Regions from separate parts of the Homo sapiens genome. Here region 2 is linked to region 1. A link is a contact called in ENCODE Hi-C or POLR2A ChIA-PET data. All regions are on one chromosome and are shown on one strand. The core of a region is the stretch at or near the end of the contact, and the rest is flanking DNA. Distances in the headings are between cores, read along the strand shown.

Region 1 (5,292 bases), core at 516-3,015:
TGGACATAGGCCTGTCTCATACTCCATGAGACATGTGCTGCACGCATGGGCTAGCTGCTACTATTTCATTCCTGAGTCCCCATGCTTCCCACCCTGTTCTTGGCAGAATTCTCACCACAGGCAACTTTTTCCGAAGCTCCTTCCGTAGGATCCCGTCATTGAGCAGCACAAGCAGGTTAGAGGCAGAGTACACTGAGGGGTAGAGAGTGGCCTTGAGAGGCTGGCTCTGCAGCCTCCATCCCTCTCACCTTCTCCCCAGAGCTGCAGGGATCACCTGTCACATGCTCTGCTCAGACACCCACAGACTATGTGGAAACCAACCTTCTTCTCCACCCACTTCCTCAGCACTCCCCTCTCCCCAACATGATCTCACAAGGGTGGCTGGACCAAGAAAGGATGGGTCAATCTCAGTGACAAGCCAGTTACTGCCCTGCTGGATGGCACTGGTCATCCAGCTGCCCACAACTGCCCATCGCTCTCTGAACTGCCACAGATACACGGTCCCACCTCCTGGCCCTTTCTCTCTTGGCAGCCTGTTCCTGAGGGTCTATTCCACCTCCACTTTTCTTTTTTCTGAGTCGGAGTTTCACTCTTGTTGCCCAGGCTGGAGTGCAATGGCACAATCTCGGCTCACTGCAACCTCTGCCTCCCAGGTTCAAGCAATTCTCCTGCCTCAGCCTCTCAAGTAGCTGGGACTACAGGCACCTGCTACCATGCCCAGCTAATTTTTGTATTTTTAGTAGAGATGGGGTTTCACCATGTTGGCCAGGCTGGTCTCGAACTCCTGACCTCACGTGATCCACCTGCCTCTGCCTCCCAAAGTGCTGGGATTACAAGTGTGAGCCACTGCACCTGGCCTCACCTCTGCTTTTCAAAACCCAGTGCATTCTTTCAGGACTGTGACAGCAGTCACTGGGCAAACACTCTTGAGGTAGTTACAATCTGGGAATCCTGGAATCTGGGAGATCTAGACTTGAATCTTGGTTCTGGGACCATCAGTGACTGTTCTCTAACCTCACTGAGCTTCTTCCTTAAATGGACAGTGATGACAATAAGTACCACTTAATATGACTGTAGGGAGGATTAACAAGTAAAGGTAAGAAAGGCACTTAGTCCAGCGCCTGGCCAGTAGTGAATACTCAGATAAGGTCCCCAGACGTGTCTCTTGACTTAGGGACATGGAGGGCCCAGGACAATGAACAACAGACCTTGTGCCGATTCAGTCATAGCACAAGGTGTCTAACGGGCAGCCCAGGTCCTCGGGCTGGGGTGCTCACCCTCTCTGGGGAACTCACCAGGGGCCAGGCAGCCGATCCCCCATCCCCCACCCCCAGAGCCCGGCTCACCCAGCTCTGACAGCTCGTGCGAATCGGCGAATCGACCTGGGGAGAGGGTACAGAAGGAGGTGTGAGTGAGCATCTGCCTCACATTTCGTCTTCGGGTCCCGGAAATCCCCTCCCTACGCCCTTTGGGAACCTGGACGGGTCTTCTCAAGCACAGCGATCACTACCCTGACTCCGCAGGGAAGGGGGCCACTGGGGTCATAGGTCAGGGCCCAGAAGGAACTGATCAAAGGTCAGGGTGGCACCTGCCAGCAGGTAACTGAAGCCCCGCACTGCTGTCTCCAGCTGGGCCGTGGCGGCCGGGTGACGAGTCACGTACTCCTGGTAGCGGAGGCCCAGGAGCCGCAGCTTCTCCATCCTGCCCTCGGCACCGACAGACCCACAGAAGGACCGTACGACAGGCTGCGGCGCCCTGCTTCCTGCGCCCTCCTTCCTGCTTCCGGTCTTAGGCCCGCCTCTTGGTTGCTTAACTTCCGCGGGCCAGAAGGCTGAGGACTTGAAGAACCGGTGAACCACCCTTCACCCCATCTCTTGAACCGCTTCCCACTCGGGTAGCCCTTAGCAACTGAGGGCCCAAACCCGGCCCCCTACTCCCTCAAGTCATTGGTTAGCACGCTCTCCGCCCCTGACCCGCCCAGCGCCGTCAGCACCCAGCTCTTCCGTTTACCGGGTTGGCTGCCCTTGCGCCTGCGCAGTTAAAGCTCCGGTAAAGCCGGGCGGCAGTCAGAGCAGTTCATTCTAGAGAAGGGAGCTGGAGCCCCGAGTCTTTCCAATGGAACGCCGAGAGACTCGAACGGCAGGGCCGGATTTTAAAGGGCTGAGAGATAGCGGGTGCTTGAAAAAAGGAGCCTCGATCAGATTTGGGGAGGTGCGGGGCGTCTAAATACAGTTGCACTGTGTCTCAGCAGGCGCGCGTTCGGCCAGTATCCCCATCTCCGTTTCCTCAACAAAGGTAGTGCTGGGGAAACTGAGGCAGTAAGGAGTCCAGCCCTCTAGTGCCGTCTCGATCCCCTAGACAGCACAGTTAGTGCTCCGGCTTCGGCCTCAGCTCCCGTATGGACTGTGCCCCCCAAAGGGCTCGCGCCTGCATTCCCACATACGCGAAGAAAGCCCTGGCCCGGGCTTCTCTCGGCTCGGTGGCCCTTGGGCGGGAGTATCCCTTCTCTGGGTCTCGGATTTCCCGATCTGTAAAATGGTTTGAGGGCAGACTTGATCCTTGAACTCAGAATCGATCTCAGCTTTCTGGCCCTCGGACGCACCTCGCAGTCCTCAGCTGCGCCCCCAAGGGAAGGGGAGACCCCTGGGGAGTATCTTCCCAAACCAAGCAGCCTCCCTGGAACGGGTGGCACCGGGAGATCTGCGGCGAGTGGTGGAGGGAACGGGCGCTCTGGGGAGGTAGCGCTGATTGGCTGCGGGGAAAGGGGCGTGACATGGGTGGAGCCGTGGGCCAGTGGCCTGAGGGAGCGGGCCAGCGGATTTATGGTACCCTGAGAATAGTAATACATTATTTTACCTAATCCTCTCCACCAGATATCTCCAGATGAAGAAAGCATCCTTTTAAGAACGCCCAGCCAAAATTTGAGTGTTGGTCTTTTCTGACCTCAGAGACTAGGCGGTTTTTTTTAATTCATTTTTTTTAACTTTAATTTTATTTTTAGAGACCAGGTCTAAGCATCACACCTCACCAGGAAACCACAACCTTCCTTCCACTCCCTCACTCCACCCTACTCCACAGCTTAGTTTTCTTCTCTATCAGGTGGGGGATTAAAGCTGCCCTCTTCTCACATCAAAGAACGAAGACCCAGGGAAAGGTGACCAGGGGCCTGAGGAGAGGCAAAGGTCTTGGAGAACAGAGGAGGTGGTCATGGGCATCGTCGACATCATTTCTGGCCACGCTCTGGGTTCCAGGCTTGCTTGCCCTCCTCCCAGCAGCCCCAAGTTGCTATGAACTGTTCACAGATGGGAAATTAGGGCCCAATAAGGAGGGGAAAGGATTTGTCCCACATGGCACAGCAAGGCACTGGCCAAAGAGGCCACAGCGCAGGTCTCCAGTGGCAGTGCCCTCTCTCCTACTGCCCACAGCCCACAAAAGCTGTGACATGTTGAGGCTCCTTGGTCATAAGGCCAGTTAGCAACTGGGATTAGGACCTAGGCTCAGGGCCCTCAAGGTGAGGCTCCTTCTCCCTTCCTCTGCCCCACCTTGTTTTTTGTTTGTTTGTTTGTTTGTTTTTGAGACGGAGTCTCACTGTCGCCCAGGCTGGAGTGCAATGGTGCAATCTCAGCTCACTGCAAACTTTGCCTCCCAGGTTCAAGCAATTCTCCTGCCTCAGCCTCCCGATTAGCTGGGCCTACAGGCGCCCGCCACCACGCCTGACTAATTTTTGTATTTTTAGTAGAGACGAGGTTTCGCCATGTTGGCCAGGCTGGTCTCGAACTTCTGACCTCAGGTGATCCGCTTACCTCAGCCTCCTAAAGTGCTGGGATTATAGGTGTGAGCCACTGAGCCCTGCAGGGCCCTGCTGTGCACCAACACCTTAGTGAACTTGTTCCTCAAACCTCCAGTTTGGCCACTCCTCCAGCCCTCCCTCTGCAGCTGTGGAGAGGGTACAGAGAGAGAATTTGAGGTTCTTCAGCACTCCTTGGGCTGGAGGTCCTGATTCTGAGAGCAAGGTGTGGAGGGGAGAGGGGCAGACTCCCCAGGACAGAATAGGAAGGGGCTTGGGCTGGAACCAGTTTCTTCTCCCTCCCTGCAGAACTGGGAAGGGGAGCATGGGTCTAGCCAGCTTGGCAGCAGCAGGGCTGCCTGAATTTCCTCTCTAGATCCCAGGCCGGATTAGGGCCCAGAGACAAAGAGTTGCGGTGTGTGCAGGAGGCCCCTCCCCTGCTCCCTGGCCCCCTGCCTGGGCTTGGCCGTCTTTGTTGGGCTGGAAGGACCTTTGGGCAGATTGAGCCGTATCCTCTCTCCTTCAGTTTGCCCCAAGTCACAGGGGAAGAGAGGTAGACCAGTCCAACATTTACCTACGAGAGTACCAGAGGCCCAGAGATGGAGCCTCACTCGTCTAATAGGGTCACACAGCAAAGTCCTGGGCAGAGCTGGGTCAAAATGGGTCTTAGGCCAAGAGGAACAGCACCTGTTTATATGCCCATACGTGTCCCTCTTTCTCCCTCCACGCCCCCAGAACAACCCCTTGGGGGCCTAGCAGGTATCTCAGCACTTCAGTTTCCCTGAGTGGTGAGGTTGAGCCAGAAGAAGGGCCAACATTGTGAGTGACTACAGTGAGATCTGCAGACCCAGCTTCCTGCACTGACTCCCCCAGCCCCTTTATTGAAGACTCATCCTGGGCCAGCACCCAACTATGGATCCCATATGGTGTTTGTTTGTTTTTAGAGACAAGGTCTCACTCTGTCACCCAGGCTGGAGTGCAGTGGTGTGATTACAACTCACAGCAGGCTTGACCTCCTGGGTTCAGGTAGTCCTCCTACCTCAGCCTCCCAAGTACTAGGCACATGCCACCACGCCCAGCAATTTTTGTATTTTTTGCAGTCATACAGTTTGGCCGCATTGAGCAGGCTAGTCTCAAATTCCTGGGCTCAAGCAATCCACCTGCCTTGGCCTTCCAAAGTGCTGGGATTACAGGCATAAGCCACTGTTCTGGCCTGGTCTCACATGTTTAACCCCCACAAACCGTCTCTGTTGAGGGTCCTGGAGAGGGAATCACATTTCCCCACCCCAGCTTTAGGCTACAGATGAAGATCAGGGAGGCTGGAGGCTCAAGCTCCAGACGCCTGAGTGGCCAGTGCATGGCCCTTCTCAATTTCTGGGTGCACAAGGAGCCACCATCAGTCTCCATAGCAACCATTATCCCTGCCCTCCAGAGACCCAAAGCCTGACCTTCCCCATCTCCCAGAGAAAGGGGGTCTCAGGTTGGGCTGCTTTCCACAGCTTCTT
Region 2 (4,992 bases), core at 82-2,581, 1.0 Mb after region 1:
GGCTCCTTACTGGAGGACGCTAAGAATAGGCCACTCGGAACACAAAGAGAAGAACCTCCTCTTTCCTTTTCCTCCCAGTGTAGGTGGTCTACTGGTTTCCCAGTCATTCCTTTGATAGCTTGATTTTGTTTTCTTTGTCTCTTTTTCACAAACCTCACCTTGTTGGAGGGGGAGGGCACTAAAAAAGTGAGGACAGAGTGGCTTTTTCTGCTATGTCTGAACTGTGTCTAGTGCTACAGATCTCTGACCTGTTGTCAGGAGTGGAGAGGGGCGAAAAGAAATATTTAGGAACTTGAAAACCAGTGAATATTCTCTTAAAGAAGAAGTGAGCAATTGGGCATATAGGGAAAAAAATCTAACTGGTGTCCTCGTTTCTGCAGCCCCTCTCCCTCAAGAAGAGCAATGTCTTGGTAGGAAAAAGGAAAGACACCTGGGAAAGGTACCAAATAGTAAGGGCTAGGAATAGAAAGAAGAACCAAAGATAAAAAGGAATTGAGCCTGGGCGCGGTGGCTCACGCCTGTAATCCCAGCACTTTGGGAGGCCTGAGGCAGGCGGATCACCTGAGGTCGGCGGATCACCTGAGGTCAAGAGTTTGCAGACCAGCCTCGCCAACATGGTGAAACCCCATCTCTACTAAAAACACAAAAAATTAGCCAGGCGGAGTGGCGGGCGCCTGTAATCCCAGCTACTTGGGAGGCTGAGGCAGGAGAATCGCTTGAACCCGGGAGGCGCTGGTTGCAATGAACCGAGATCACGCTACTGCACTCCAGCCTGGGCGACTGAGTGAGAATTGAGAAGAAATGGCAATTAGTTCAGAGGACTTAATGAGTACCTTTTGTGTGTCCAGCCGTCATAGGCAGAAAAGACACATCTCTGACCTCTAGAAGCATCCAGGGTATATGCATACGTAAGCACTTTGTAGCAATTTAAGATAGTAAATACCAAAGAGATAAAAATAGCTAATGGGATACTAAGTGTTTATGGGGGCCAAAGGGCGGGGGCTATTACTGAGTTAGGATAAACAGTGTATAAAAGCAGGGATAGTTATGAAATTCAGAAACTGCGTATATGGGCGGCTGACAGTAATTCTTCGACACTGGGAAACATAACGGATTCAAAAGAATTCTTCATCTCAGATTCCTCTAAAACCAAGTCTTCAAGAATGGGAGTCCAAAGAAACCTGGACCATCGTGAAGCGACTGCCCCCGGAACTTGAGTGGCCAGCTCCACTTTGCGACACGGAGACTGTTTGTGTGACACCTCCTCCAGCTCCCGTCCCCCTTCCGCCGCGTGGGTGCCATGGCAACGGAGAGAGACGGCAACCTGGGTTCCGGAAGCCGGAGAGCTGGAGCTTTGAAGCCACCCCGGTCAAAGGATGCTGAGTCCGGAGCGCCTAGCCCTACCGGACTACGAGTATCTGGGTAGGAACCCCCTTTAACTTTGGGGAGGGAAAGACGTGCAGACGAATTAGGCCAGGGTCTGGGAGGAGGCGGGGGCGGGGTCTGAGTGGGATCGGGTCCGGGTGGTATGGGGAGGGGCGGAGAGGCGGGGGTTCCAGGGCCTGAGCCTGTAAGGCCGAGCAGGAAGGAAAAAAGCACCTGGGAAGTAAAGAATGTTTGAAGTGTAGGGGCTGGAACTCAGGCAATGTGGATTGTGTTCAAATGGGTCAGGTTGGCGTTGAGGATTTGGGGCCCTGTTGGGGTATTATTGATATGCTGGTAGTGGAGTAAGAATAACCTTGGAACCTCAAGTGCCAAATCAGTCAGCGAACATTTCGAGCTTTTCTTTTTCATTAGGCACTGTGCTAAGCATTTTTCATGCATCATTCTTCATTTGAATTTCTCAACAGCCCTAGGAGGAATTACCGTGTTTTCTTCCAGTTTTGCAGGTGGAGAAACTGGGGCTGAAGAGGTAACTTGCGTTAAGTTAGGCCACACAGCTAGAAAATGGTAGCGCTAGGATCAGAACCGGATTTGCCCACTCCAACAGAACTTGAGATATTGACTTGGCTCTTGAGCTAAGACTGTATATGTAGTACTTTGTTGAGCATCTTTAGTGTATAAGGCATTTAATGAATGAAAAAAGGCACACACACGCATAGATATGTACACACACACACATATGCACACAATACACATTTTATTTTATTTTATTTTTGAGACGGAGTCTAGCTCTGTCGCCCGGGCTGGAGTGCAGTGGCGCGATCTTGGCTCACTGCAAGCTCCGCCTCCCGGGTAGCTGGGACTACAGGCGCCCGCCACCTCGCCCGGCTACTTTTTTGTATACTTAATAGAGACGGGGTTTCACCGTGTTAACCAGGATGGTCTCGATCTCCTGACCTCGTGATCTGCCCGCCTCAGCCTCCAAAAGTGCTTGGATTACAGGCGTGAGCCACCGCGCCCGGCCACAATACACATTTTAAATAATTCATAGACTTTTATTTTTTTAAAGACGTTTTGTTTTGTTTTGTTTTGTTTTTTGAGACAGAGTTTCTCTCCTGTTGCCCAGGCTGGAGTACACTGCAACCTCTGCCTCCCGGATTCAAGCGATTCTCCTGCCTCAGCCTCCCGAGTAGTTGAGATTACAGGCATGCGCCACCACGCCAGGTTAATTTTATATTTTTAGTAGAGACGGGGTTTCACCATGTTGGTCAGGCTGGTCTCAAACTCCTGACCTCAGGTGATCCGCCCACCTCGGCCTCCCAAAGTGTTGGGATTACAGGCGTGAGCCACTGCACATGGCGAGAAGTTTTAAGTTTACAGAAAATTGAGCAGATAGTACGGCGAGTTCCCATATACCTTGGGTCTCCCTCACTCACAGTTTCCGCTATTATTTACATCTTGCATTAGTGTGGTACATTTGTTACAATGGATAAACATATATATTTATAATATATAATAATATATTATATATTATTATTATTATATAGATATATTATTATAGATACATATTATTAACTAAAGTCCATAGTTTACATTAGGGTTCTTTGTGTTGTTCAGTTCTGTGGGTTTTGATAAATGCATGTCATGTATTCACCATTCCATTATCATACAGAATAGTTTCACTGTCCTGAAAAATCCCCTGTGCTCCACCTATTGATCCTTCTCCCTCCCCCTGCAGCCCTTGCCAACCACTGATCTTATGGTCTCTAAAGTTTTGCCTTTTCCAGAATATCATGTAGTTGGAGTCATACAGTGTGTAAATTTTTCAGATGGGCTTCTTTAACTTAGCAGTAAGCATTTAAGTTTCCTCCATGTCTTTCTGTGGCATGATAACTCATTTCTTTTTATTTCTGAATAATATTCCATTGTATGGATGTACCATGCACATCTTTTTTTTTTTTCTTCTTCTTTTTTTTTTTTTTTGAGACAATGTCTGGCACTGTCACTCAGGCTGGAGTGCAGTGGCACTATCACGGCTCACTGCAGCCTCAACCTCCGGGCTCAAGTGATCCTGCTACCTCAGCCTTCCAAGTAGCTGGGACTACAGGCACATGCCACCATCCCTGGTTAATTTTTTAATTTTTTGTAGAGAAAGAGTCTCACTATGTTGTCCAGGTTGGTCTTGAACTCCAGGGCTCAAGCAAGCCTCTTACTGTGGCCTTCCAAAGTACTGAGATTACAGGTGTGAGTCACTGCACCTGGCTTACATCTTTTTTTTTTTTTTTTTTTTTTTTTGAGATGGAGTTTCACTCTTGTTGCCTAGGCTGGAGTGCAATGATGCGATCTGGGCTCACCCCAACCTCCGCCTCCTGGGTTCAAGTGATTCTCCTGCCTCAGCCTCCCTAGTACCTGGGATTACAGGCATGCGCCACCACGCCTGGCTAATTTTGTATTTTTAGTAGAGATGGGTTTCTCCATGTTGGTCAGGCTGGTCTCAAACTCCTGACCTCAGGTGATCCACCCACCTCGGCCTCCCAAACTGCTTGGATTACAGGCGTGAGCCACCGCGCCCAGCCAACATCTTTTTAAATGAAAAACAATTCTGGTTTACATTTTGTTTAACTTATTTTAAAAATTAATTTTAAAATATTTTTTAAGGTTGGTAATATGGAAACTTGATTCAAAGTATTTTTTAGGCCTGGCATGGTGGCTCATGCCTGTAATCCCAATACTTTGGGAGGCTGACGTAGGAGGATTGCTTGAGGTCAGGAGTTCAAGACCAGACTGGATGATAGAGTGAGACCCTGCCTCTAAAATGCATAGATAGATAGATAGATAGATAGATAGATAGATAGATAGATAGGTAGATGTTTTTAGTGAAAAGCCTACCCCTTTGCCTCCATCTGCCCAGTTTCCATCCATCCTCAGCCTCCCAAAAGTAACCACTATTATTGTTTTCCTGTGTATCTTTCCAGAGTTTATTATATACATAAAGGAGTATACAGTGCATACTTTTTCATTTAATACATCTTGAAGTAATTTCCGTTTCTTTTGTTTTTTCTTTTCTTTCTTTCTTGAGACAGAGTCTCACTCTGTCACCCAGGCTGGAGTGCAGTGGCACCATCTCGGCTCACTGCAACCTCCACTTCCTGGGTTCAAGCCATTCTCCTGCCCCAGCCTCTCAAGTAGCTGGAACTGCAGGCACGAGCCACCACACCTGGCTAAGTTTTTGTATTTTGGGTAGAGATAGGGTTTCTCCATGTTGCCCAGGCTGCTTTTGAACTTCCTGAGCTCAAGCGATCTGCCCACCTTGGCTTCCCAAAGTCCTGGGATTATAGGCGTGAGCCACTGCGCCTGGCCTCGAAGTAATTTCTCAGTCAGTAGGGAGCTTCTTCGTTCTTCATGAAATTCATTTTTAGCTATATAGTATTTAAATAATTTATTTAACCAGTCCCGCACTGGTAAACAAGTTGTTTTTAGCCTTTTGCTGTTACTAAGAATGCTGCAATGAATAACCTGCAGTTTTGTTCCTTTGCAAGTGTATCTGCAAGAATAAGTTCCACAAAGTGGAATTGGTGGATTAAGGGCATATGCATTGAAGTACTTATA

What was found. A loop is a pair of places that touch in the nucleus more often than their neighbours do. ChIA-PET counts read pairs that join two places held with the same protein, here RNA polymerase II (POLR2A). Pooled maps may share reads with other maps.
Region 2: a loop to region 1 is called in a map of naive thymus-derived CD4-positive, alpha-beta T cell, with 9 times the contacts of the local background. The contact joins the promoter of CSTPP1 here to the promoter of PEX16 in region 1. A Hi-C loop is called at or near these places in 1 of 168 maps with a recorded cell type or tissue (naive thymus-derived CD4-positive, alpha-beta T cell), 1 of 37 single-sample maps with no recorded cell type and 7 of 50 pooled maps. POLR2A ChIA-PET finds 5 or more read pairs at or near these places in 1 of 52 experiments (activated T-cell).

Annotation. Positions count from the first base shown.
Region 1 is chr11:45,916,112-45,921,403 of GRCh38, forward strand. It overlaps PEX16 (peroxisomal biogenesis factor 16), which reads right to left and starts at 1,766. Exons shown (of 11, transcript NM_004813.4): 1 at 1,589-1,766; 2 at 1,347-1,382; 3 at 116-192. The coding sequence starts at 1,700. RefSeq lists enhancers at 822-1,574, 1,521-1,590.
Region 2 is chr11:46,935,430-46,940,421 of GRCh38, forward strand. CSTPP1 (centriolar satellite-associated tubulin polyglutamylase complex regulator 1) reads left to right here and starts at 1,332. Exons shown (of 9, transcript NM_024113.5): 1 at 1,332-1,422. The coding sequence starts at 1,377. RefSeq lists an enhancer at 1,190-1,399.